Regions from separate parts of the Homo sapiens genome. Here regions 1, 2, 3, 4, 5 and 7 are each linked to region 6. Evidence: chromatin loops called from intact Hi-C (ENCODE). Cell type or tissue: PC-9. All regions are shown on one strand.

Region 1 (4,000 bases), 110 kb before region 6:
ATTCCTTGGCTCATGGCCCTCTTCCATCTACAAGCCATCAACATAGCACCTCTCAGACCTTCCATTACCACATCTCCTTCTCGCTCTTCTGTCTTCCTCTTCCACTTTCAAGAACCCTTGTGATTCCACTGGGCCTACACAGATAATCCAGGATACTCCTTCTAGATTAAATCAGCTAATCAGCAACCTTTATTCCACTTGCCATGTAACTAAAGGTTCTGAGGATTAGGCCACTGATGTCTTTGGGGGCCACTATTCTGTGTATACAATTGTATTATTCTATATACTTATATACATTAAATATTTAATATTCACCAATTTTTATTAATTTTTAAGTATCAAATATTTAAAAACCCAAACCTAATGCCCAATTTAGTGTATGGCTGAAGTGAAAATATATATAGTCACAGGACAAATGCTATATGCCCATTAAGAAGCATAATGTAGAATATTCCAGCCTGGGCAACATGGCGAAACCCCATCTCTACAAACATTACAAAAATTAGCCAGGCGTGGTGGCTTGTACCTGCAGTCCCAACTACTCAGGAGGCTGAGGGGGGACAATTGCTTGAGCCCAGGAGGTCGAGGCTGCAGTGAGCCAAGATTGTGCCACTGCACTCCAGCCTGGGCAACACAGTGAGACCTTATTTAAAAAAAAAAAAGAATATGTAGTGACATGGAGTGATGCTCATTTTATAGTAAGTGGGAGGAAAATTCAAGTCTACAAAAGATTATGCACAAGATGATCCCAATTAGGTTAAGTCAAAACCCAAAATAAACCTATATCCAAGAGAGTAAAAAATATTGGGAAGGATATAGGTCAAAAGTTAAAAATGTTTATTTACAGATGGTAAATTTTCTTCTATTTTTCTGCATTTCCCAAAATGTATATTATACATGTATCCTTTTTGCAAAGACAAATAAGGTGATTAAGAACATCAAGTCAGGGCGGGACGCGGTGGCTCACGCCTGTAATCCCAACACTTTGGGAGGCCAAGGCGGGCAGATCACTTGAGGTCAGGAGTTCGAGACCAGCTTGGCCAACATAGTGAACCCCCCCCCCACCATCCCCCGTCTCTACTAAAAACACAAAAAGTAGCCGGACATGGTGATGGACACCTGTAATCTCAGGTACTTGGGAGGATTGAGGCAGGAGAATCGCGTGAACCCAGGAGGCGGAGGTTGCAGTGAGCCAAGATCGCGCCACTGTACTCCAGCCTGGGTGACAGAGCAAGACTCTGCCAAAAAAAAAAAAAAAAAAAAAAAAAATCCAGTTAGACCAATTTTCTGGTAAAGTGTCTTTCTGGTTTCTTGCCTTTTGGTCGCCCATGACACCCATTTTTCAAGCATAGAGTTTCCTCCTCAAAAATAGAGCATGCTGTCACGCGCCGGTAGTCCCAACTACTTGGGAGGCTGAGGTGGAAGGACTTCTTGAGCCTAGGAATTGGAGACAAGCCTGGGCAATATAGCAGGACCCTGTCTCCAAGGAAAAAAAAAAAAAAAAAAAGAATAATGGCGTGTTCCTGTGGTCCCAGCTACTCGGGAGGCTGAGGCGGGAGAATCGCTTGAGCCCAGGAGGTCGAGGCTGCAGTGAGCTGTGATGGCACCATTGCATTCCAGCCTGGGCAAAAAAGCGAGACCTTGTCTCAAATAATAATAATGATAAAGACTCATGTTCGGTCATCGGTGACATTCGCCTTTCTCAGGCCCCCTAGTTGTCCACTCTGCAAAGGACGAGTAATCCTCGGAAGGGGTGGGGCCTCTTAGTGAATGAGGCACAGCAGCGAATCCGTGCTGTTTTAAAAACTTTTTTTCAGAACAAAGCAAACCTAAGGCACAGCCATACCCCGCAGAAAACTTCGAAATCTGCGCCTTGAAAAGGGAAGCCAAAAGGATACGAGCCTCTTTCATAATCTCTCTGGCACGTATTAATGGTTAATAATACTGTATTTTTTAATACACAAAAGAAGAGAATAGTGGCATTGCCCCGTGTGCCCACCCCCAGAGCTAACCGAGAGCGGCCGGGCCAGGGGGCCGGGGGCTGAGCGGCCCGCCGGGTTCCGGGGTGGCGCCGGCCCCGGTGGCCGCGGGCGCTCCCTCGCCATGGCCTAAGCCCGAGGCCGCTCCCCAGCCAGATTCTGGCCTCAGGCACTGCAGAGCCCGCGGCGCTCGCCAACAAGCCCGTTAGACCCACGGGACTTGGCACCCTGGAACGCTCACCATCCCCGGGTCTTCCCTGCGCCCTGGACCCGAGTACCCTGCTGCGGCGTCCCCCTACCACCGAGAGGAGGGCCTAGAGCAGACAAGCCCGCCCCGCCGCTCCTCCCAGCAGCTTCTATCCCGGAAGTTGATGCCGAGCGCAGATCGCTTGCAGCTTGCTAGCTGTGTGGGCTGGGAGGTCTGGTAGGGCTGAGCTTGCAAGAGGATCAACATGCCTGTGAGTTGTTTACATCGGGCTCCGGGTTTGTTTTGGGCTTCTTTACCGAGAGTCATATGGGACGGATGAGTCCGGCTGCCTCTCGGGCCTGTAGTGTCCGAGAGTGGCGAGGCGGCTCAGGTTGCGCAGCGTCTTCGCGCGTGGCGGGCATGTAGTGACTTGCCCGGTCACCGCGGCGCGGCTGGCCCTGCAGGGGCGTGGGCTGCAATTCAGAGGCGGTGGCTGGGAGGGGAACAGTTCTCTGTGTAGCTTATGAGCGGTCTTGGTCTTTGAGGATGCCCCTGAGGTTGTGATCTTTGGGTCTTTTGGCTTTCCCAGTGATTGGTGTTTCTCGCCCCCTCTGCCTTCTTTCGGAAGCGATTTCCTACTTGTTTTCCTTTTTTAAAAACTGTCCTCGTTGTTGCCTTATATATTAATTCCGTCAAGGACGGTCGCTCAGCAAGAATTCCTGTCAGATCAGCTGTTGAGCCACAGGAGCAAAAATCACCCAGGCGCTGACGTTGTCTGGTCTACTTCAGCAGTTTCTACTCTAAGCGAGTCCACAGTCGGGGTCACTTTCTTTGCTTAGCACCTCGACTTCGCGCAGTTTTCATCGAAGACAGTTCATTACGCAGTTGAGTAAAGAAGGACAAAGTTTGCCTTACCATATGTTTCCTGATCGTGCGAAAGCCCTTTTCTAGGGACTTGGAGAACACAAGTATTATGAAAAGTACTGATGAAAGTTATTAACAGGTTTCGAAAAATAACTTTACTATCTGACGTGTTGCTTCTGCCGAGGATGACCGTTATTCCTGTTTTTGCATGTATATTTCACGTATGGTTAAATGTGCCAGCGTTGTGGTTTAAAACTAATAGTAATAATATGCTTCTTTGTTCAGTTGGCTAGAGATTTACTACATCCGTCCTTGGAAGAGGAAAAGAAAAAACATAAAAAGAAACGCCTAGTACAAAGTCCAAATTCTTACTTTATGGATGTAAAATGTCCAGGTAAAATTTGAAATCTTAATTCCTTTACTAAAGAAAATTTCTGTAGGGATTGCTAGTGTGGTGTGTATAGTTAAGATACATTAGAACCCTCTGTTGAGTAGAAGTGGGATTACAGAATTGGAAATGTCAGGGACATTTTCATAATAAATGTACTGAAACCATTGTAGAAACATTTCGGGGTAAGTGAAAACAGGCATTCAAAGGAGATATGCCATTTGACTTAGCAAGTCTTTAAGCTCTTCAGACGATGAGTTTTCTGTTTCATGATACAAAGAAAAGTCTGTTGATTCTTCAGTCTAAAGCTGTGCTGCCCAATACAATGGCCATTAGCTGAATGTGGCTACTGAGCACTTGTGGATAATCAAAATGTGGATACTCAAAATAGAGATGTTCTTTAATTGTAAAATACTCACTGGATTTTGACGATGTAGCACAGAAAAAAAATACATTGATTACATGTTGAAATGATATTTTGGAAATATTAAGTTTAATGAAATATATTATTGATTTTACCTGTTTTTAAAAAATTTTGTGTCGCTGCTAGAAAAGTTTATGTTACACATGTGGCTTGCTGTT
Region 2 (4,000 bases), 270 kb after region 6:
GCTAATTTTCATACTTGAATCTTTCAACACTTCTGTGAACCTATGGAAAACAAAAATAATTGCGGGGGATGTGCTAACTGGAGTAGGAAGTGATAAGATGGCAGTCCCAAGCTTGGGCATGCTAAAAGAGACAGGTGACAGGGCTAGGGACAGGGGACCTGATAGAACACTGTATACAAAGTCCTTCTGTCTGAAAGCCCATGCCCCAGTTCTTGGCCAGTCTGCCCCATAAGGGGCAGTGAGACTTGAGTACAGCCTGGGGCTACCTGGTCTGGACCTGTGCTGTGCAGTGGTGGGGAAATAAACTGGGCTCTGGTTACTGGGCTGGGGTCTTCCAGAGTGGAGCTAAGCTATGAAGAAATACCCAGGAGTGGGCACCAGTGTGTGTGTGCATCTTAAAATAGGGGTCTTAAGGTGGCAGACCTCCTCTGGTTCCGCCGTGGCTGCTGCCATCTGGCCCTGGAAAGCCAGGTGCCCATAGTCACTGGTCATTTGTGAAGCCAGTCCTCCCAACTCCTCCGGGTTAGTAACCGACTTAGTCATCTGGAAAAAGAAAACAAGCAAGACACACACACACACACACACACACACAGAGAGAAACGCATGAGAACCATGTGTTAATATCACTGGAAGCCAAAGGGTTTCATTCACTTTTAAGCTCCTGAGGGGGTGAAGGCCAGGCCTTGCATTTGGGGCTAGATGCTGGAGAGGGCAATTCAAGCCAAGCCCATGCTGCATTGCACACAAAAGGCCAGAGCCCTCGCAGGGCCCCGCTCAGGCCACAGATTCTGGCCGGGCCCAGTGGGCACATGCTCAGCGTTCGGGCTGTGCAGCTTGGAGCCAGTGCCCAGGGCCCACCCTCTGGCAGGTGAGTGTGCCAGCCCCTCGCCAGCGCAGCCCTGGGGGGTCACCAGAGGAATTCCCCCTAGAAACCCCCAGGAGGCACAAGCCCTATGCGATTTTCACCCCTGGGCCAAGGCTTCTGTCGGGGGCTGATCTGGTCTCTGGGTGCCCTGAAGCAGGTCCCACCCAGGTGAGAGAGGGCATGAGGACAGGGCTGTTAAGAAAACCATGAATGACAAGTGCTGGATAAGTCAGTGTTTTAGAGGAAAACACTCATAGAGGATACAGCTTTGCAGTAAATTTGTGCCAAAGAATGACAAGGTTTTAGCCACAAATTTAGTTAAGAGTAGTGTGTAGCCCACATGGTCAAGTTCTGCCTTTATTATGAAGATACTCAGGATTTTTCTCTGTTTCATTGACTGATGCATCTCAATTATCTAAGGCAGCTGGCATGCTAGTTTCTAGTGTTTCCTCTTCCTCTGGACAAAAATACCTCTAAATTCTCACAAAAGCAGTTTTAATCTGCCACCCAGACGGGTGTCACTGTCCCTCATCAAGGGGCTCCCCTCCTGCTCCACCTCCTCTTGCTCTGGATAACAATACTGTCTCTTTCTTTGTGGCCTTTTAAGACCTTGATTTTAAACAGCCTTTTAAAATGTCTTTTGAATGACTCTCCATCCATCAAGGCAGGACAGGAATGTCCACCCTTTCTAAGGCATGTGTACAAGGACACGTCCCAGGCTTCAGGCTGAGATGTGGCCGCCAAGGAACGCACACTGAGCTGCACGAGAGTGAGTGTTGCCACGTGCTGCTCCACTGCGACCTGCCAACAGGTGCACTGGGAGTCTGGGCATCCTGACGGGGTGAGAAGGGCCTCTTTCACACAAAGAGCCAGGCCAGTTATCTCAGGAGTGGCCATGCAGCCTGAGGCTCAGCTCCTTAAGCTCATGGACACCCAGGGTCAAGCCAAGGCAGCTCAGGACCTGGCTCTGGAGACATTCCAGAAACACCATGAGGCTGCTCAAACATGACTGCTGCTGCACTGTGCTTCCTGCTCAACAGGAATCTGTGCTGAAAGTCTGCTGGCTCGGACTAGGATCCGTCCTCCATGCTCCCCTGAGAAGGACAAGACTGGGCTCAGCTCCAGCTTTTCACAAAACACTGAGATGGGTGTACCATTCCCCAGCCCGAATTCTTTTAAACAAGCCTGGCACAATCACAGAGTTTCCATGAATGAATGGCAGCAGCCAGGGATGACTTTGTGGTCCAAGCTCAACCCCTAGTGGACACATGATTACATGACAAAACCACTCAGAGGGGACCTGGGCACAGCAACCATGTGGTGGCTCATTCTGGTCACTTCAGCGAGGAAGGCCCATTGATTTCTCAACCCAGGCTTATGTGGCAAGTATCAAAGAGGCATCTTTCAAACTTTTATCTTATGGCATCTGAGCCTTTAAAAGTTGGGAGAAACTTTTTCTATGGACTCCTATCAATTCTTTGAAGACAACATTTGTCATCTTTCGTATAACTGCTTAACATATCAGATAGCATTCACTATCTCTCAATGCCATTTATATCTAAGAATCTATATAATACAGTTCTAGTTGCATTACATTTTAGAAAAACAAACAAACAAACAAAACAACAAAAACCAAACCAAACCAAAACATTACCTCCAAAAGTTGTATGCCTTCTACTGTCGGAATTTTTTTTTTCTTATTACATAACCATACTGTTTCATTTTGCCTGAAAGACTGGCAATACCTTATTTTCCAAGTATTATAACTTGATTTCATCAGATAATCTCATCTCTATTTTATCCCCAAATATCTTCTCTTGTACTGTTATTTTAATCTACTAAAAACACCTCAAGTCCTTCGTGAGGTGAATAAGATTCTCCCCCTTTCTCCTTAACTACAAATTCCTTGCTTTCCCCGTCTTTTCATTTTCTCTCCTTCCTTTGCTCCTCTGTCCTCATGCCCAAGTCTCAGCCATCTTTAATTCCCTCTTGCAGCTTTTTCATGAGAAAAGAACTGCAGCAGACTGGGGCTACTGGACACAGGCAGCCAGAAAGACCACAGATAAAGGACAGAAGCTGGAGCCCCTGAGGGACTAGAGAGTGGTCTGGGCTCTCTCTCTGACACAGATCTGGGATTTGCAGGCTCAGCGGCGGCAGTGGATAAAAAGGCAAACAACAGTGGGGAGGGCAGCTCTCTTCCCTCTTACCATTTCCTGAGCTGTCACCGCAATGGCTTTGGAGTATTTAACCACAGTCGTCTGATAGTCGACAAATGTTCCCTTTGGTTCTGGAGGAGTGCCTTCATCCAGCTACAGAGGAGAGGAAAAGAATCCAAAGGTCATAAGAAGCCTGCTGAAGTGTAGACTGTATTTACGAGAATTAGGAACTTTGAAAAACAGAGAGGGCCTCAGAGATTCTTTCGCCCAGTGTCAACTCAATTACCCAACTTGTGCAATAAGGACTTCAACAGAAGGGCACATAAGGCATTCAGGGTACATGGCAAGGAGAGGCTCCCAGCCTTGCCTGAGAGGAGTGGGAGGCCTTCCAGAGGAGTGATGTTTCCGCCAAGTCTTACCAGGCGAAGAGTCTGCCACATGTAAAAGGTGGGAAAGGCATCCCAAGAAAAGGGAACAGAATTCACGTACATGGAGGCGGGAGCCAGCCTGACACTTCTAGGGAAGCGCAAAGTGCCAGAAGATGAGGTGGGAAAGGAGGCAGACTCTCCATCAGGAAGCACTTCCTGAGGAATGGTCGAGTCCATGGCTATCCACGGAACCGTTCTTTATGAGCACAATCGGGGAATAGAAGGAATTAGAAGCACTAGGAATAAATTGTTGCTCACCTGACTATAAATGCAATAGGAACTGAGAGAAGGGCAAGATCACTGTGGGGTGGAAGAACTGAGACAATGGGACTATGTCCCTTGAAGGCTTGGGGACATATTGGTGTAGGAGATTTGTATTCAAAATGTGTTTCCAAGGCTTGTGAATGAACCTCGGGCTGCTTACTTAAACTCTGATCTCTAGTCCTTCAGTGGTAACTTCCAGGCATCACATGGTTACAGTAAAAATCAACACTACACCTGGTCAAGAACTATATACAGGAAGAGGAGAGAATGACCATAATGAAGATGCT
Region 3 (4,000 bases), 240 kb before region 6:
AGATCAGGAAATTGAAGATTAGATGGAAGGACAAGACTTCCTTTGCCCTGTGAACAATACTGCTCTTACCTCCAGGCCTGGAGGAAAGAGGCCTCTTCCCTCTGCCTCGAACATCTTTCTCTGACAACTCCTTTCTTTGCCTGCCTAGCTATTATTCACCCTTTAAGTAAATCTCTACTCGTTATGGCACTTCCTCCATAAGCTGTGCCTGGCTTTCATTTTTCTGTAAGTTATTTATTGAGTGCCATCTAGAAATAAAGGACTCCACAAGATGCCGAGGACAGAGCAGTGAACAATACAGATGTCGTCCTTGCACTTGCATGGCTTAGCACCCAACTGGAGAAAAAGACATTCAACAAATAACTATACCATTACTTAATGACGCCTGTGATAAATGCTGCAAAGCCAAGGTACTGTGGCCTGGGAGCATGGGTTACAGCCTGTCCTTTGTGCCCCATGGCTCTTCCTCATTTCACTGTAGCATTGATCATGCTTTATTGTAATTAGCTGTTTGTCTTTATTCCCCACTATGAATGGAAGTTATGAATGGTAACTGGGCTCTATTTTCATAGCTTGGTATAACTCCTTTAGACTAAAAACATTTAATAATTATGTATGGAATGAGTGATTCAATAATCAAATGGACTTGCCCAAAATACTAAATTAATGAGCCAGGATAAGATTCGAACCTAGGATTCCAATTCCCATACTTTTGTCTCTATACAAAATTACCAAGAAATGGTAATGATTCTAGTAAAATTTAATGCTAGCCTACAACATAACCACAAATAAAAAAGAAGTAACCTATACATAAACATTATTTATAAACTATGCCTGTTTGTAACATAAGAGCCTATGTACACACAGGTATCATATAGTATGGATCTTATTAACACATACTAATATAGACAGATATATACTACAGGCTGAATATCCCTTATCTGAAATGTTTGGGACCAGAAGTGTTTCAAATTTTGAAATATTTGTGCATCTATATATATAAAATGAGATATTTAGGGGATAAGACTCAAGTTTAAACATGAAATTCTTTTTTTTTTTTCTCTTGAAACAGAGTATCCCTCTGTTACTCAGGCTGGATTGCAGTGGGACGATCACAGCTCACTGCAGTCTCAACCTCCCGGGCTCAATGATTCTCCCACCTCGGCCTCCTGAGTAGCTGGGACCATGGGTGGGCACCACCATACCCAGCTGAATTTTTTAATTTTTAGTAGAGACAAGGTCTCACTATATTGCCCAGGCTGGTCTCAAACTCCTGAGCTCAAGTGATTCTCCTGCCTTGGCTTCCCAAAGTGTTGGGATTACAGGCATGAGCCACCACACCTGGCCAAAACATGAAATTCATTTGCATTTCATATATATCTGATACACACAGACTGAAGGTAATTTTACACAATATTTTTAATAATTTTGTGCATGAAACAGTTTTTTCTTGTTCTGACTGTGACCCATCACACAAGGTCAGGTGTGAAATTTCCTACTTGTGGCGTCATGTCGGTGAAGGAAGTTTTGGATGTTGGAGCATTTTTGGATTTTGGATTTTTGGATTAAAAATGCTTAATCTGTAATTAGTGACCCTACATTCCTTATTTATTCTGATTATTATTTAGGCATTTGTAATGGAGTATACTAAACATATAAAGTTATGGATTTACCTGGCAAAAATGAGTTGTGTCTAAATAAATGGTAATTACAAGTAGTTATAAATAACATAAATACAATAAATATAAATTTGGGGATCTTATTTTTAAATGTAATACAAATTAATTTCTTAAATTTATAATTCAAAGTTTATGCTTCAAAGAATGATGTTATAACAGTAAGAAACTTGCAAATGATAAAACAACACTGTTCTTTCATTCTATAGATACAAATTTATAACATAGCCAGTCTGCCATGCTAACTTAGCTAAAGACATTAAGATAGCTTACTGAATATTGAATTTTTCCTTTAATTCCTAGAAATTACAAATACAATCCCCAAATTGGTATCAAATTTTTCTTTTACTACCAAAAGAATCATTTTAAACATCGTATGAAAACAGCCTAGGTCACTAAAGGGAATTAGCACCATCTAGTGAAAAAAGCTGGCAAAACCTGTATATCAAAAGAAAACTGTAGCAGGGAGAGAGAGCCGTGTTAACTGTATATGAAAACAGAAAACAAACTGTAGCACTAACACCCCTTACGATTATGTTTTATTAATTTTCATCGGGTTCTAACAGACTTTACTAATATTACATTTGTTTTAAAGACCTAACACTCAGTATAATCAATCATTAACACATTTGCCAGAAATATGCCAATGATGAAATGTTCAAAAGAAAGATAATTTGCTATGTTGGAAGCACCATTAAATAAGTATGACCCATTAACACACTTTCTTGTCCTCTAACTTGCAGCCAGATTTAAAGGGCCTTGACTCTCTCCTCTAGGCCCTGAAAAGCCAAACCATTTTTGCAGCAGGGAAGATTAGTTAGGTAGTTGCATACAGGATTCACATGAATAGTGTGTCAAGGAAAGACTAACCAGTTGAGGGCAGATGATGGTAAGCCAGAGAGGAGATGTCAAGGCCTGAACTGAAATGGAAACAAAGGGTCTACTGCGAATGGTGAATGAGTGTCCACTGGGCTTGGGGATCACTATGACATTCAACATGCCTCTAAACTACTGCAGAAATTTTTAAAAATTGGTCATACCTCTTTATATCTTTTCCATTATTACCTTAAAGTGTTACTGAAATGCTTATTCACTTTTTTTTCTCTTATTCCCTTATTAGAGGATAAGCTCCCTGAGGAGCTTTAGCATAGATGTTATTAAAAGAAGATACAAATCATGATGTGAACTCAGTTATTTCAATGGCATAACTGTTGTGGAAACGACTAAAAATACAGTGGGTGTTCTCCCCCTATTTTTAAAAGAGTCTTCTTGTGGAACTTAGAAGAAATCTATGTTAATTATGTACGCTACCAACTCTCAAATTTGTGATCACTGCATCATGATGACAATTTTTAGCTCGTGGACGAAAAAGCAATTTGAAATGAGTTGGTCCTTTTAGCTGCATCATTTGGATGAAATGATCAACTCATCTATTATCCCATTTTTCCTCTCAATTTCAGATTAAATTTTACTGCCTATTCCCACAAAAGGCACCACAATGACAATTATAGATTAGGGCTTCTACTGAAGATAACATAAAATCATAAAAACCAAAAAGAGCACATGGCCTTTAAAAATTCACTTCTAACATTTCAACTATATAGCAACATTGTCAGTACAGCAAAATAAAATTTTACGCAAGCTAAATTCCACTCCAAAATTCTAAAACACTCTAACCAGAATTTTTATTTTCCTAAGTCTTTTACTTCACAGTGCCTCAGAGTATTTCGCCTTTAAAAGACATAACATAAATTCCAATCCACTGAAATTCCTAAGCCAGTGAACCCCAATAAGAATGATCATTTAGACTAGAAGCCTGAATGTTGACAGCTATGAGACACATACCTGAATAAAGGAAGAATTGAGGAGAATCTCCATGAATGCCCACTGTGCCTGGCCCCAAGGAGTCAGATAGGGTATTCACAAAGGAAAATACTCCACTCATGATTCCAAAGCCCAAGCCAGAAACTAAACAGGAAGAAAAACACTGTTAACTCTTTTCCTGCCAAGATTTCAAGTCAAATTTCCAAGGACTAGTTAATACAAAGTGTGTTGGAGGGGAAAGGGTGCTTATGTTCTTCCTGAAGCAGTGGACAGCTGGCTCTGGAGAGGCATGTGCTTGGCTAAATGATGAATCAGAGAGGGAAGCGGGAAGAGGAAAGGAAATGAATGGCAGAATGCAGCAGAGTAATGAAAAAGGGGAGAAAAGGGTCTAGAAAGGCACAGAAGAAATAGGTGAGACAGAGGATACAACACCAAAACTCCGGCTTACTTTATGATAACAGAGTCTACAGAGTTAAGTTTGATGGCTTAGAACTGAAATT
Region 4 (4,000 bases), 440 kb after region 6:
AAAATTCAAATCTGACTACAGCTCACCACACTTAAATCCTATAATGGATGCCCACTATTCTTAGGGAGAAGTCTAACACCACCCCCACCCCTTATTAGATATTCCAAAATCCATTTATCAACCCTAACTCTCTGTCTTAAACCCTCTGCACCAACGATATAAACATATTTTCCTTTTCCAACAATGCTGCCAACATCCAGCAGACTGCCTGGCACTTTGTAGATGCTCAATAAATGTTTGTTGAATAAATGAATGTCAATTAGAGTCAATTAGATGCAGGGGTGGGGTGGGGGGATGGGGGTAGTAGACCAACTTAATATTTCACAAACTCAAATCTTCAGATACGCCAAAGTATTAAAGATACAACACATGTCCTTCGCAAAAGCCTAACAAAAATGTCAGAGAGAGTCTGCATAAAATAATTGGCAGCTCAAATTCAAGGTCCTTGAGGTTAGACATTAGCAAAGAAGGGAAACACTTGTTCACAGTCAAGCAGGCAGCAGTTACACCACAGCTGGCTGCTGCATGCCACAGCATGACTCAGTTCCACTAATGTGTGGGTGCACTCCCCATGGCATGTGGATGGTGAACTCAGAAAGAGAGGTGTATGTGCATACATACACATACATGGACTTGTGCACACACACACAAAAAAGAGCGGGGAAGTGGGGAAATCGGGCCTTTTCCACACAGGGGTCAAATAAACCCTAAGGAATGAAGACAAAATCACAGCTAAAAACCAAAAGGGCCCCTTCTACAGAAACTCACTTGGTACATGACAGTTTGAAAGGAGGGATCCTTTTGGACGTTTCGTTTATTATTCCTTATATTTTCTCTAAACTCCATTATGATACACCCATTCTGGAGGCTTTGCTAAAGAATAGCAGCCAATATGCTCCCAACTACTGTCATCCACTTTACTTCAGGTATTGCTGCAAATCAAAGGAGAGATGGAGTCAAGAAAGAACAATCCAAAGGCAACAGAATAAAGCTCTTTTAGCTTAAAACCATCAGGGAAATGGAATCAGTAATCTAATTAAGAAGGGAGGTGGTGCGGGTGGGCTAGCATCATCCTTTCAAGCCTCAGAGAGGCCTTGTTGTCAGGATGACAAATAGAAAGCTACCATGACTTCTGTGACCCAAGGCTGCTCTGATGCCTATTAAGCATGAAGAGAGATCTTTTCCCCAGAGGAAAGAGAAAGTCTAATAGGAAGCCAAGGGTGCTTGAAGGGCAGGAGCAAGCCCCACAAGCTCAAAAAGGAAGTAACATCCAAGGGACCCAGGATCACGGGCGAGAAAATTACTGCTGTGAAGAGGCATGAGTGGCCCAACCATATGGAAAACTCATCCGGAGATGAGGAAGGGGCGGAAGACTACAGGCAGCGGTGGTGGTGATGGTGAGGAGGAGGATGATGATGGTGGCAGCGGCGGAGGTGGTGATAGGGACCACACAACAACAGTGGCCCACCGTGGAGCACTTGCTCTGTGCCAAGCCTGCGCTGAGCATCACCTTACAACAAACACTGCGAGGAGGGTGCTATTCACTTCACTCCACACTACACGGCAGATGACACAGCTATAGAAAGACTGACACTACAATCTACACAGCTATTAAAGTGGTAGGAGTCAGGGCTTCAACCCAAGTCTGCCCAATTTCAAAATCAATGGCCTTCTATTTGAAGTATTGTTCCCAGTTACTTGTGAATGACTGTACTTATCCAGATGAAAAAAGGCAGTGTCTGGTGGTTAGGAAGTCAGCCAGCAATACTGGGGTGAAGGAATGCTGTATCGCTGACCTTATACTTGGGTTAGCACAATAAAAGCTTCAGTAATGGATGACCAGGACCATGTTCTGACTCATCATCCTCCATGGGGGAAATCAAATACTATTAGGCCTAGCTGGATTCTATCATCGCTAAACTTTTTTACTGTTAAACCACAGGCATTCCTTTCCTGGTATTATTTACAATAATTTCAACCTAAAAAAAATATCTTTTGGGGCCAGGCGTGGTGGTTCACGCCTGTAATCCCAGCGCTTTGGGAGGCTGAGGTGGGTGGATCGCCTGAGGTCAGGAATTCGAGACCAGCCTGACCAACAGGGGAAACCCTGTCTCTACTAAAAATACAAAAAAAAAAAAAAATTAGCCAAGCATGGTGGTGGGTGCCTATAGTCCCAGCTGCATGGGAGGCTGAGGCAGGAAAATTGCTTGAACCTGGGAGGCGGAGGTTGCAGTGAGCTGAGATTACACCACTGCACTCCAGCCTGGGCGACAGAGTGAGACTCCGTCTCAAAAAACAAAAAAAAAATCTTTTTGAAATGGTAAACACTGTCTTCTTATTAAGTTCTATCAGTCATCACTAGCACTATCGACTAACACTACTTAACTAGTGACACTGGTGTAACACTACTACCTCTAGACAAGTCTATCAAAATGTATCACATGAAATGTATCTAAAGAAGGGAAATTCTGACAGACTGCCCTTCTGCCCCTGATTGTGGTACCAGGCACATCTGAAGAGACATTTCGTGAAGATGGGAAGGGTAGTTCGCTTGCAGCTTGGGGAGGCTGCAGGTCTAAACATCATATATTGATTGCCCAGATCTCTTTGCTGCTACGGTGTCCAACGTGACTTAGATACACCAATGACATGGGCTTATAGGTGACTCTGGTGTTCAACCGAGTCACAAGGAAGAAAAGCAGAGCACACGGTTATCCACAAGAAGCAAGATCTCCCCATGGAGGAGGCGTGTGTTCTGAGCTGGCAGGTCAAGTACCGGATTCTCAATTCAACAGCCTCTCATAGCAGCAGCCACAGCCTAACTTCCCTGGTTCTGGTAGGAAAAGATGGTGCTGGGGATAGGGAGTAGACTGGAAGCTCAGCCCAGAGCCTGTTCCTCCCAAACTGCCAAGGATTCCTGATTCGCTTGCCCATGGATTAAATCGACTCCAGCTTTAATTCCCTAGAGTAGATTCTGTGTCCAATACAGGAAATGTGAATAACAACAAGAAGCTCATCGCTTTTACTAGTTTATTAAATTTGTAAAATGTTACGTATAAAATACTCAGACACAAAGGATAAGGAAACAAACTCAATTTATTTTAATTATATTTTAGTATAATAGCATTTAGGCTAGGATATTTCATATAAACTATAGTATTGCCCAATTTTATAAACTTAAACCTACACTGTAATTCACCTCATTCATAAACATGAGAAAATTTGACCTACTTTCTAATATATTCAGCTCCTTGTCTGCATTAATCTGCAGTGACATTTTAAAAGTTCCTCTAATAATTTCCATTATATGAAAATGCACTTTTCATTTACATCACCTTTGATTTTCTTCCCACAAACAAAATACTGTTTTTTCAACAGTTAGCCTGCAAATGTAGTAAGAAACAAGACATACAAGACAGCTGATACAAAAAGTTCACCTATGATGGGGCTCAGTCTTGGGTTTCTTAATGGGGGAAAGGAGGAGGAGGAGGAGGAGGCGGCGGCAGCGGCAAATAATGAGAAAATTTTGCCCTAGGTCCACACGCTACAGGATGGTAGGCTTGCGTCTGTGTATAATCTATGGAAAATCAGAGAACACAGCTTTGAGAGATTAATATAAATCCCTTATCGCATAATATGAGCTCCATGCTTCCTAATAGTTCCATAATCTCAAATAATTAAAAAAAAAAAAAAAAGAAGACGAAGAGAAGAAATCCACTTTCCACTCCCACGGCCTCCTTCCAACTACACACTGCAACCACCAACACCCTCCTGAACCTGGGCTCCCTCTCTCTTATGAAGCTCTCTTTAATATACTGTTGACAATCGCCCCCCACCCTTTTCTTTTTTTTTTTTTTTTTTTTTTAAGACAAGGTCTCACTTTGTCACCCAGGCTGGAGTGCAGTGACTCAATCATGGCTCACTGCACCATCAAATCTTCTACCTCAGTCTCCCAAGTGGCTGGGACGGGAGGTGCATGTCACTACCCACTACCCCCAGC
Region 5 (4,000 bases), 120 kb after region 6:
CCTCACATCATGCACAAAAGCTATTCCACTGATTGAACACTAAAAAATGCGAGCCAAATTTAAACATGACACCAACTTGCATAAAACACACACACACACACACACACACACACACACACACACACGTGCATGTAGAAACTGGTAAAAACTGAATAAGTTGGGAGGCTGAGGCAGGCAGATCACGAAGTCAGGAGATCGAGACCATCCTGGCTAACACGGTGAAACCACGTCTCTACTAAAAATACAAAAAAAAAAAAAAAGCCGGGCGTGGTGGCGGGCGCCTGTAGTCCCAGCTACTCGGGAGGCTGAGGCAGGAGAATGGCGTGAACCTGGGGCAGAGCTGGCTGTGAGCCCAGAGCGTGCCACTGTACTCCAGCCTGGGCAACAGGGTGAGACTCTGTCTCAAAAAAAAAAACAAAAAACAAAAAAAAACTGAGTAAGTTTTGTTAGCAATATTTACCAATGTCAATTTGCAGGTTTTTATATTGTACTACAATCATTTAAGATATCACTATTGGGGAAAACTGGGGGAAGAATTTGCAATTTTTTGTGAGTCTATAATTATTTCAAAAGAAAAAGTTTAAAAAGTGAAAGGAAAAACGTAAAAGTACTTAGAAGGCAATATAAAATATTTTATGACTTCAAGGTAGAGAAAACTTTCTTGGTCTAGACACAAGATGCAGGAATCCTAAAGAAAAAGATTAATAAATATATACTATAGTTAGAAACTTCTTCAAATGACACCATAAATAGTATGAAAATACAAGAGAAGACAGGTGCCATATGTAATCACCAAACAATGTCCAGAATACAAAAATAACTATGAAGCACTGAGAAAAAACCCAATAGAAAAAATGGATTAAATAGACATTTTCACAGAAGAAATCCAAACAGCCCAGAAGCATAAGAAAAAAAAAACCATACACAACCAAACCACTCAACCTAATGAGTGATCAGGGATGTGTTAAATAAAACTCAACAAAATATCATTTTGCATTCAACAGATGAGCAAAAGTTCAAAAATCAGACAGTATCAAATGTAGACAAAGATGTAGAGAAATAGGAACTCACATATGTTGAGGATGGAAATATAAAATTTATATATCCACCATGGAAAAGTGTTGGGCAATAGCTACCAATGCCAATCATACAAAACTGCATGACCCAGCAATTGTAGTCCTGGGTCTACAGAAACTCATGCACATGTGCACCAGGATACATGAATAAGAATGTTCCCCGCAGCATTATTCAAGATAGGCAAAAACCGGACACAACACAAATGTCCCTCAAGAGTTGATTAGATATATTTTAGTATACTTATATAATGGGGTATTATACAACAATTAAAATGAACAAGCCATAGCTCTACAAAACAAAATGAGTGAATCTCACAAACATAAGTTTGAAAGATGTTAGGTGCTAAGAAATACTAGTGGATGACTCCATTACTAGAGCAGGTGAAATTAAGGTATATTCTTTAGGGATCATATATAGGAGGTAAAACAAAGGCAGGAAAGTGGTTACCATTGAGGTGGTGGAGTGAGATTTGCTTTTGATGAGGGAGAAGTAGACAAGGGACTTCTGGGGAACTGGCAAATATTCTCAATGTAGATCTCGGTCATGGTTTTATCGGTGTCCATTTAATAATTATGTTTGTTTGTATGCATGGTGTATAGACTTTTCTATATGTATATGTCCCAATGTAAGAGGAAAAAACTACCCCACCTTTCTCTCATCACAGCATTTATCATCAGATGATAATTGCTCATTGAACTATCAGTTAATCCCATTACAATGCAAGAAACAGGAGAGCAGGAGCTGTGACTCATTGCATGCTCACAGCCTTGCTGAGCATTCAGTGGGTGCTCAATGAGGGAATAGTAAACTGATACTATTTACAGTTAAGACTGGGCTTATGAAAGGCATCTGATTTTACAGCCCAGGAATGATGGAGTGGGACTCAACCAGTTCCCCTCCCCTGTATGTGGGGACTGTGACCAGAAATAAGCCAAGAACTGAGCAGAGACTGAGGATGGACACATCCTGTTAAATCTGCTAGGCTTTGCCTCAACAAATTGTATTAGACAACTTTGTGGTAGGAGATTACAGCTCAGCTAGACGACAGCCTCCTGATTGAGCTACTCTACCACTTACAGCCTTCGACATAACATTCTTCAGCGATGGTTTTTGGCAAGAGCTTTCACGGAAATGTGCCTGCCTGGAGCCAGCTCCTGTCTAGAGAGGTTCCTGTAGAAACTTTAAATGATGACATCAGTCTGCATATGCCCCAACATCAGGCTGCTGACCCAGCTGCCTGTAGATAGTAGCATCTTGTCTTTTCTACATGGGCCCCGGGGACAGAGAGATAAGGAGGAAAAAGGTCAGGGGTTAGGCAGTCCATCATTGCACAGGCAAGTTGTGGTCCGATGGTCCAGACAAAAGTCTGGATTTCTGCCTTCCTGCCTCCACAGGCTTGGAGTCTGGCCTCTGACTAAGCCTGGGGCAAATTAACCCAGTCATGATTAAGCCATGAAGAAAGGTGCCAGAAAGTTGGGACGCATACATGAGACGTATTGAGTCTCGGGGGTGTGCAGTTGGTGTTCATCCATTCCTTCAACAAGCATGTGTTGAGTGCTTATGTGGGCGGACGCTGCAGCAGGCACCAGGGATATTGTCCAGCAGGGGACTGTCATGCCAGCTTTTCAGATTAGACTGTGTGGATGTTGCTCAAGAAGGAGCAGATACGGTAGAATTGATCAGCAGTCTCCAGATAGGGGTTCCAGAGGATTCCCCTTAAGGATGGAAGGCAGTAGTATTAGGACCGAGGAAAGGAAGCACCTGGTCACATTGCCAAATTTCTCATGGCAAGTACTGGAACAGGTTGGAGAATGTAAATGTTGACAACATACATTTTTGAATGAGCATACCATAAAGGGAGACACAGATGTTTAGGGAAAGACTCCAGACATTTGAAGTGACAACAGGAAGAGAAATTGTTCTTTCCAGAGAGCTGTGCTTGGTCCTGCTGCTAGAGACAGTATGCTTGGCAGTAAAAACCTCAGCGTGCCCCTCTCCATGGCCCAAGCATTTGTGGAGCACCCCCTAGGCCCAAGCTCTGTGGTTGAGTGGTAGAATCCAGAGCGAGCCACTCAACAGTATAGTTCAGTGGGCCCGTGCGGTGATGTGCCTCTATAAAGCACGGTGTCCTTTTTTTTTCTCAGAGTTCATCTGGGCACATTTTAAAATTTGATCACTCCTCCTAAAAAACACAGAACATTCACTGGTTGTGTGAGGAGCGTGTGTATTACTTTATAAAAGTTGACACTGAGAGGTGACAGGCAAGTCTGGAGCTGTGTATAAGTATCAGATGCATTTCTGATCATTTATGTAGTTAACCTTCTTGAATTTAAACTTAGAATTCCCACTTTGTGTAGTGTTTTTTTTTTAAACTTTGTGTAATATTTTGTGTGAAACACAGGCATTTCCAACTGTATATTTACTTAATCAAAGAATTTTATGCATTCTGAGCTCTTATTTGTTTAATCATGGATTTGAAAGTTTTAAGAAATACAGAAATAGTTCAACTATCAGTAGGAGCTTTGAGGAATCACAGAAGAAACATTAGTTAACCATTACAGGAGAAAGCAGACAGACTGCAAGACATTTAAACTCTATGATACAGAGGATAGGCAGCTGGGTGTGGTGGCTCACACCTATAATCCCAGCAATTTGGGAGGCCAAAGCAGGAGGATCACTTGAGGCCAAGAGTTCAAGACCAGGCTGGGAAACATAGTGAGACTCTATCTCTAAAAAAAAAAAAAAAAATTTTTTTTAATTAGCCACGTATGGTGGTGTGCACCTCTAGTCCCAGCTACTTGGGAGGCTGAGGAGGGAGGATCACTTGAGCTCAGGAGGTCGAGGCTGCAGTAACCTATGATTGTGCTACTGTAGTCCATCTTGGATGTCTCAGGAAAAAACAAAAAGAAGATGGACAAAGAAC
Region 6 (4,000 bases):
TGAAGTTTCTGTGGCCAGCCATACAGCCATTTACAAACACTTAACTAGAACGATTTACTCAACTCAGAACAACCCCGTATATTAAGCACAGCAGGACATCATACTATCAATTGTCATAAAACTCCCAAGGTGTTTGTTTCAGTATCTTCATTAAAAACACACACACACAAAATCGACAAATATCCAATACTAGACTACCTCTGAAATCCTGTTCGTGTTTGCTGGATACATTTGCCTTAGAAGAAAGGAAGGAAGCCAGGTATTACATTTAACAAGGGGGAGGGGAAGCCCGCAAGAGAATACACCCAATAACTGTTGACATTTCGCCAACTTTTTCCAAGACTTGGTAACAAAGCATTATCTATCTGTATGAGAGAAAAGGGGAGGAGGACTGCTGAAAAAAGGGACGGGTTAAGGGTTTTGCACTATAGTTTAGCTCTTCCAGCAGAACGCGGCGCTGTCAAGCTGTCAATGTCTGTCTACCGCCTCGGAGACACAGGCCGCCGGGAAACCACAGGGTCGACGGGAACGGCGGAGTGTAGCATCCCCGGGCCCCAAGTCCACAGTGCCTCTCCCACTTGACCTGTCGGCGCCCCTTCTCAAAGTACGGATCTCCAAGAGGAAGGACCTCCTCCCTCTCCACTCTCAGAGTAAAGCAAGCCAGCAGCGCAAAGTGCACCTCCCGGGGACGCACAGACACGACTGAAAGCCACCACCCCAGAAACAGACCCTTCCTGGGAAAATGCTCCTTCCAGAACCTTCTCAACACCACCCGTTTCCCCTGGGAGCGTTTACTTTGGATCAGCGAGATGGAAAACAAAGGCTCAGGAGAACAGGCCGGGCCCCTCCCCAGAGCCCGCCGCCAGCTGGCCCAGGTGCGCCAGGTGCGCCCTGGAGGCGTGGGGACGAGGGACCGGGGCCTGCGGGGGGGGAAGCAGGAGGGCCCTGCGGGGCTGCCCCGGGAGGATGCGCCTCTGGGGGCTGCGGGGTGATGGGTGTATCCCTTACGGTCTCCCTCAGCTTCCTCTCGTGGTCCAGCTCGCGCTGCAGGGTGCCCGCGCGCTCCTCAGCGGCGTCCGCCTGCTCCTGCAGGCTCCGGATCTTCCTGCGCACCGCCTCCAGCGAGCTACTCCCCGCCATCGCGCCGGACGGTAGGCGGGCGGGAGGGCTGCAGTGGGAGAGGCCGGCTGCTGCCCTGCGGACCCGGCTGCCGCGGCTGTCCTGGCTGCCCAGCGCCGGTCCGCCCCGCCCAGGCCTCTCTGTGCGATGGCGGCGCCCCCTGCGGCCAGGAGCAGTCCGGAAGTCGCAGCCTCCAGGGCTGCGCAGACAAACCGCAGGCGGGCGCGCGCGGCTGGGAGGGGCGCGCGCCGTGGATCCCGGGACTGGCTGGGGGCACTGCGCATGCTCGCGGCGGCGGGGAGAAAGGCGCTCCCGGCGCGCTGCGGGGGTACCTGGTGAGCTGGGCGCTCCGGGAGGCCACTGCACTAGGGCTCTGGCTTCCACTTCTAGGGCCCCTCCGCGGCGCGGTGGTGACCCGGGGTAACGGAGCTGGCTGCTAAGGGCAATAGCGACTCCTGCTGGCCGCGGGAGCGCTCCGCTCCCGAGTCCAGATTCCCATGCCCGGGAGCCAGAGAAGCTGAGCGGCGGGTCTGGAGCCGGAATATGCCCTAAAGGGCCTGATCCCAACCGCAAGATTATAACCCAAGCACTACCCCCATTCCCCAAAACTTCACGAAGTGAAAACCACCCGCGTGTAGAGCACAGTGGTTAGACCTCCTGTTCTAAATGCAGTTTTCCTAGGTTGACTCTGGCTCCTAGTTTCCTGCTGCGTGACTTCGGACACATTACCTGTCTTCTCTGGGCGTCATCTGTAAAAGTGGGAATAATAATAGTACTTTCCCCATGGGGCTGCTATGAGAATTATGAAGGACTGTAAAGCGCTTAGCACAATACCTTGTACATAGTTAAAAACTCAAATGATAGCTACGATTAAGAAATACACAAGCATTGTTTTAAGAGTCAGGCTGAGGCCCATAATCAGCTGTGTAATCTCAGGCCAGCCTCCCTGGGGCTCACTTTCCATGAAAACAGTCATCCAAATGGTCTCTTCTCTTTACAGCCTTCTTTGGTGTCAGACCAGCCTCTGAGATCTCCTGGAATCCAGTCAGTCCTGGGCTGGACTGGGATGCCTTTAAAAGGCACCCCAAGGAAAGCCACAGAACCCTATGAGAGAGCCTCTGGCTACAGGTGGAGAAAACCACCGCAGATACAGTCTCCACCGATTTCCCCCTTGAGCTGTATTCTTAAATGCCTTCTAAGTCTCAGGGCTTTTTCTCCTCAGGTTTGTCACAGAAAGCTCTTAAAGCCAGCTCCCTTATGTGTGGGAATAATAAAGAAAACATGCTTGACAACCCTCTCCTCCTCCAAGCCCTAACAAGGAACTTTTGCTTTCCTGCCTCATTTTCTGTGGAGTTCCTCACAGCCTCTGCTGAGACTCTCACAAATCCCAGCTTGGGTCCTTGCATCCTGTAGGTGGGAGCTTCTCGCTTTGTTTCCCCGCGGTTCATCTGGTCAGGTGGGGAGGTTACAGCTGGTCCCCTAAGTGCAGAGACTGTGGGCCTCCAACATTGAGAATGGGGGAACCGGGTGTCTGGCAACCTCCAGGAGCAGCCAGGAAACTGCTGGACACTGGCAAGTGCCATAAGCAGCCAACTAGTGACTTAATGTCCTGGGAAGGTCAGTTTCAGGTGAGTTCATTTTCATGCCGATGTCATTATACAAGAGTTTAGGAGAGTTTTCTCATCCTTGTCTGTAGGTTGGAATCACTTGGGTATTTTTTAAATGCTGCCGCCTGGGTTGCATCCCCAGGGATTCTGATTTAACTGGCTTTGGGTGCATCCTAACTTTGGGTTTTAAAAGCTCCCTAAGTGATTATGTTTAGAGAAGGTTGAGAATCCCTAAGTTAAGAAGTAAAGACCTACAAAGGGATAAAGACTCATATGCTATAAATATCAGATATATCACAGTTACTGGGGAAGAGATTGGGGGCCAGAAAAAAATGGAGTCTTCGATCCCCTTCAGCCTCACTTTTGACTTAGGTGGAAAGACAACACAAAATTCGAAACAAGACCATCAGGGATACTACTCCTGAATGACAATCTTCTAAGCTAGGTAGAGCCCACTTCCAGAATAGGATTTGTAAAGTAGTAGAAAAATGTTTTTAGTAATAATAGTAGAAAAATGTAAAAGTGTTTTACACTGGTGAATAATGACAATGAAATGTCCTAATCCCAAAGGTAATACGATTCCACCTCAGGAAGCTGACTTCTCCCTTACCGGACTTCTCCCTTTTTCTAGTGACATCTGTCTCTTCCTCCTCAAGTTTTGACTATTTTTTAGTAAATAAAAAACGAATACTCTCAATATGGTCATGCACTGCATAATGATGTTTTGGTCAATGAGGGGCTGCATATATGAGAGTAGCCTCATAAGATTACAATAGAACTAAAAAATTCCTATCGCCTGGTGATTTGTGTTACAATTGTTGACAGTATTCAGTACAGTAACACACTGTACAAGTTTGTAGCCTAGGTGTTTAGTAGGCTATACCCTCTAGGTTTGTGTAAGTACCATACACTCTATGGTGTTTGCACAATGAATAAATCACCTAACGACACATGTCTCAGACCTTATCCCCCTTCATTAATCAACAAATGACTGTATAGCATTTCTTCACTAACTTCTTCAATATTCCTACGGGCTCCAAACTCCAGACAACCTAAAGTGTCCTAAAAGGGAATGTGATCAATACACTATCAAAAAAGCCATATATGCCAGATTTAGGGGCAGTTTCCCGGTGGGAAAAATAACCAAAACAAGATTCAAGAAGCTCCCTCCCCTGCTGCTTCCCACACCAGCTGACTTTAAATAACTTCTTTCCCATTTCTGCCCCACCCCATTCCAGCGCTCCCTTCAACAAGACTTTTCAATAAAGACATGT
Region 7 (4,000 bases), 190 kb after region 6:
ATTTGCGTATGTTGAACCAGGCTTGTGTCCCAGGGATGAAGCCAACTTGATCGTGGTGGATAAGCTTTTCGATGTGCTGCTGAATTCGGTTTGCCAGTATTTTATTGAGGATTTTTGCATCGATGTTCATCAGATGTTGGCAAAAGGCCAAATTGTTAAACATGTATATTTGGCTAAAGTTGAGGCTGAAGCCAAAAGTCACAACTGAATTTTGAGATTCCAGAAGAAATCTGAAATTGTATTAAATATTATTGTTATGATGATTTTATTACCAAAAAGGTTAGTAGTTACATGTTAAAGGGTGAGAACTGTTATTTCTCAGTGCAGTGTCATTTCCCTGCTGGTGCTCCTGTGACCATTATACTTTGACACAGAACAGTCACTCATTTCAACTAATATTTAATAATATCTGTTATGCTGAGCAGAATATAATTCAGAAAAAAAGTTTTTCAATAATATGTTTTCTAGAAAGAACTTTGTACCTACAATTCATTCTTGGGCAAATCTCTGCTCAGTATGGCAAGCTGGCTACATTGGGCATACAAAAAGCCTCTGAACCATACCAGGCAGGACAGTCTGGGTTTAATTCATTCCAGTCTGCATGGCTGCTCTGTGCAGCTAGTTTCGGCAAGGGCCCCTGAGCTGTGAGGAGCTTGAGTCGTCCTGTCAGCCCCACTCAGAGGTATTTGGCCTGCAGAGAAATTTTCTGATTTTCTCTAAACTTTGAGGAAAGACAGTTCAAAGATCTAGATGTATGCCTTCAGCCTCACCCATGGCATTTACTCTCTGTAAGGCTCATGACTTGCTCTTTGTTTTCTTTGCACCTGACTCATCTTCCTGCAGACTGTGTGCTTCCTGAGGGCAAACTCCCTGTTTGTTCATCGTTGGATTTTCTGCACCTGGCCCATGCCTGACCCACAGGGTCCTGGAGCACTGACTATGAGCCAGGAACTGTGTTGATGTTTCATGAGCTCATCTGATTTAATATCTAGAAAGTTTCCATGTACCTCCACCTCTAAGATAACTGTCATATGTATCTACTGGAGGAATTGACTTGTGAACGTTGACTTGTGCCTAAGACAGTCCTTGGAACGTAGAAAATTGCCCAATAAGATAAAATATGAGTTTTGGGAACCATTTGAAATTGGCATGAAGTCTTTATTCACCTAAACCTCTGAAAAGCACTGCTCTAGGAGCAGAGAAAAAGGGGGATTGAGACATCAAACAATTACACAAAATGACTGGGAAATGCCTGCAATATGGTCACTGCAAAGGCTGAATATTAAATTGTCTATTTGCTGTGATTATATAAAAAGTATAGGATCTGGAAATAAAACCTGGAAGTGAAATATTGACCAAAAGAATTCTAATGAGGGTTTCTTTTTCAAGATTTAAAAGCTAAGCATCAATCTAACTTAGCTGTTATTTACTAATTTAAATCCCTACTTTACTCCATAAGAATCTAAGGAGGCTTAGAAGCTGGTTTGTGCATCAGCTGAGGCCAATCTGAGAGGCTACGGGCCTTTGTTCTTCCATCGCCTCAAGGGCCAGACCTGGAAAAAGAGAGCAGGGTTTCTCCAGTGCTGGCCTGCCTCGGAACTACCTGGGTGCTTAGGAACAAGAGTGGTGACTGGGCCCACTCTGGCACCTGCTGAGTCATAGTCTCTGTGGTTGAGGTGCCAGATTCATATTTTTCTGAAACTCCTTGGGGCATTCATTCAGCAGGTTACATTTTGCCAGGGTTAACACCCATTTTGCACCTCTGCCAGGGTGAGGATGTGGTTAGGGGAGGAGGGCATGGGTGCTCATCACAGCCCTGTACCTGCCGTGGGAAGACTGTGATTAGGGACAACCTCCTATCCTTAAGGCTGGCCAGGAGCTGGCGGGGAGCTGGCCCCGCTTCCAGCCCTGTGGGAAGTGGCAGTGAGAGTGGGAACAGGACATGAACTGTCATCTGTGGCAGTGACCCTCCACGTGTGGCCCGTGAGCCAGCAGCACGGGCATCAGCAGGGAATGTGATGGAAAAGCAAACTCTTTGGGCCGTGCCCCAAACTCACTGAATCAGAGATGAGGGGACTCAGCACCTGTGTGTTACACCCTGTGGGTGATTCTGACTGGCATTTCAATGTTGGCAAATCACTGATCTGTAGACCCTTCTCCTAATTATCTTCTTCTAATCTCCCTGCAGCCATTTGAGGTGAGAGGTGGCAGTGCCCTATTTTGGAGAGCTTAGTTATCTGCTGTGTCCCAAAGCCTGCCAGGAGCAGAGGCGGGAGCCAAGTCCAGGCCAGGTGGTTTCCGGCTCCTTCCATTCCTCAGGTATCCAAGAGCAGCTGGTGGTGGCAGGAGTGGCTGCTCTCCTCCTCCGTGCCTTGAGAGAGGGTCTGGGAGGGTGTGAGGGAATGCGGGGAGCAGCCTCATAACCAGCAAGGCCTCTGGGGAAGCAGGGAGCCCCCATGTGCATTCCTGTGCTGTCTCACACCCACCCCGCCCCTGCATAGTCCTGGCCTCCCCATGGCCCTTACCACATCAGGGAACCCAGGAATGGTGTGTCCAGGTAAGAGGCTGGAAATGAAATTTTCATTTTAAAAAAGTCCTTCCGGGTTTACAAGGTGTGTGTGAAGGGATGGTGCTCATACCTGAGAGGGCGTCCGTGGATTAGGAAAGTCAAAATGATGAGGGGTCCCTCACCTGCCAACACCACTGTGGGTAGGGTGGACCCTGCCCCTCCTGGCCACCTTGCTGTGCAGGCGGTGGCAGCAGGTTCCCACCACAGACGAGGAAGCTGAGCCTCAGTGAGCAGAGGGCAGTGCCAGGGCTCAGTAGGGGATGTGGACACCTAGACCACTCTGCTGCAGCCCACCCTGGGCTCGGGTCCTGCACTGCCTGGCAGAGGCCGGTCCAGGCTTCCAGTTGATTGGGGAGAGGCTAGCCTCACTGTCGTCTCTGCCTGTCCAACCCAGCTTCTTCTCCCTCTGTGGAAAAGGGTAGCTGGGTTAATATCAAATGTTTTCATGTCAACCTACAATTTGGATTTCCTGAAGGTGTTTGGTCTGGGGAATAGAGGGGTGAAGGATGAAGTTTCTCCATCTTAGTTTTTCAATGATGAGGAAAACCTCATGCTTCCTGAGTTGGGAGAAGCACTTGCCTTAGAGTCAGAAAAAGCTAAGGTGGAATTGTCATTTCTCTCCCTTCCCGTATTTAACAGCTTGCACCTCAGTTTCTTTATGTAACAGCTTGCACCTCATGGGACAACACAACCCGTGTGGCAGAATTTTTGTGAAGAGTCAATGAAATAGTGTATGTGATCGCTCGAGCAGTGACCGGTACGGAGGTGCTGAAGAGATGCTGCTTGTTACTTTCTTTCTAGGTACCACAGAGTCCGTGTTCACACAGTGTAAATGCCATCTGTGGGAATTTAGGACACTGTCACTAGAGACACAGTAGTTTAAATCACAGACGTAATTAAGAAAACCCAATATACTATAATTCAGAAAATCCAAATCTGCAAACCAAATGCAAATTATTCTCTTTGCAGAAGGATTCTTCTATTAAAAAAAAAAAAAGCCCAAACAAAAAACCCAAAACATACCCAGAGATTCCCTTAAAATCATGTATTGATTTTATTTTATTCAGTCTCTTCAGGAATATATTTATTGGGTAAAGCATAGATTTAGTGACCACCTGGGCATCTCCAGCTCAGAATTGCCCCCAGTAGTAAGAGAAATTTGCTTTTTTTTTTTTTTTTGAGACAGCGTCTCGCACTGTCACCCAGGCTGGAGTGCAGTGGTGCGATCTCAGCTCACTGCAACCTCCACCTCCCGGGTTCAAGCAGTTCTCCTGCCTTAGCCTCCCGAGTAGCTGGGACTATAGACACATGCCACCATGCTTGCCTAATTTTTGTATTTTTAGTAGAGACGGGGTTTCACCGTGTTAGCCAGGATGGCCTCGATCTCCTGACCTCGTGAGCCACCTGCCTTGGCCTCTTGAAGTGCTGGGC

What was found. Peaks named below come from ENCODE experiments on the same cell type or tissue, not always from the same donor. Only the 100,000 strongest peaks of a DNase experiment are listed, where the experiment ranks them.
Region 1: a loop joins it to region 6, with 8 times the contacts of the local background. A loop is called at or near these places in 17 of 110 quality-filtered maps.
Region 2: a loop joins it to region 6, with 8 times the contacts of the local background. A loop is called at or near these places in 51 of 110 quality-filtered maps.
Region 3: it touches region 6 in a loop (7-fold over the local background); 26 of 110 quality-filtered maps call a loop at or near these places.
Region 4: it touches region 6 in a loop (4-fold over the local background); 2 of 110 quality-filtered maps call a loop at or near these places.
Region 5: a loop joins it to region 6, with 2.1 times the contacts of the local background. A loop is called at or near these places in 14 of 110 quality-filtered maps.
Region 7: it touches region 6 in a loop (6-fold over the local background); 64 of 110 quality-filtered maps call a loop at or near these places.

What each region holds. Positions count from the first base shown.
Region 1 is chr15:63,155,837-63,159,836 of GRCh38, reverse strand. It overlaps RPS27L (ribosomal protein S27 like), which reads left to right and starts at 2,360. Exons shown (of 4, transcript NM_015920.4): 1 at 2,360-2,437; 2 at 3,316-3,424. The coding sequence starts at 2,432. RefSeq lists a silencer at 1,987-2,086 and enhancers at 2,268-2,841, 2,237-2,896, 3,047-3,136, 2,421-3,620. In PC-9, no CTCF peak of the experiment used is centred here; a DNase peak (open chromatin) is centred at 2,356; H3K4me3 peaks cover 2,740 bases; H3K27ac peaks cover 1,713 bases.
Region 2 is chr15:62,780,314-62,784,313 of GRCh38, reverse strand. TLN2 (talin 2) reads right to left here. Exons shown (of 59, transcript NM_015059.3): 44 at 3,073-3,174; 45 at 424-543. Among named protein-coding and RNA genes, the nearest start is that of MIR190A, 42 kb to the left of the region's middle. RefSeq lists an enhancer at 1,280-2,208. In PC-9, CTCF peaks have their summits at 1,906 and 2,112; a DNase peak (open chromatin) is centred at 1,993; H3K27ac peaks cover 412 bases.
Region 3 is chr15:63,287,068-63,291,067 of GRCh38, reverse strand. It overlaps APH1B (aph-1B gamma-secretase subunit), which reads right to left. Exons shown (of 6, transcript NM_031301.4): 4 at 3,522-3,644. Among named protein-coding and RNA genes, the nearest start is that of APH1B, 11 kb to the right of the region's middle. In PC-9, a CTCF peak has its summit at 2,061 (motif pointing left); no DNase peak of the experiment used is centred here.
Region 4 is chr15:62,604,390-62,608,389 of GRCh38, reverse strand. The region is part of intron 2 of TLN2 (talin 2); the gene reads right to left. Among named protein-coding and RNA genes, the nearest start is that of MGC15885, 39 kb to the left of the region's middle. In PC-9, no CTCF peak of the experiment used is centred here; a DNase peak (open chromatin) is centred at 1,879; H3K27ac peaks cover 1,901 bases.
Region 5 is chr15:62,927,036-62,931,035 of GRCh38, reverse strand. No RefSeq gene overlaps it. Among named protein-coding and RNA genes, the nearest start is that of MIR190A, 110 kb to the right of the region's middle. In PC-9, no CTCF peak of the experiment used is centred here; a DNase peak (open chromatin) is centred at 1,855; H3K27ac peaks cover 1,445 bases.
Region 6 is chr15:63,045,716-63,049,715 of GRCh38, reverse strand. The region is part of intron 2 of TPM1 (tropomyosin 1); the gene reads right to left. It overlaps TPM1-AS (TPM1 antisense RNA), which reads left to right and starts at 329. Exons shown (of 2, transcript NR_147233.2): 1 at 329-875; 2 at 1,021-3,682. RefSeq lists a silencer at 863-1,522 and an enhancer at 1,663-1,832. In PC-9, CTCF peaks have their summits at 1,369 and 1,579 (motif pointing left); DNase peaks (open chromatin) are centred at 1,475 and 2,127; H3K4me3 peaks cover 3,971 bases; H3K27ac peaks cover 3,867 bases.
Region 7 is chr15:62,855,391-62,859,390 of GRCh38, reverse strand. All of the region lies in intron 1 of LOC105370854 (a long non-coding RNA gene), which reads left to right. Among named protein-coding and RNA genes, the nearest start is that of MIR190A, 33 kb to the right of the region's middle. In PC-9, no CTCF peak of the experiment used is centred here; DNase peaks (open chromatin) are centred at 1,680 and 2,200; H3K4me3 peaks cover 1,616 bases; H3K27ac peaks cover 4,000 bases.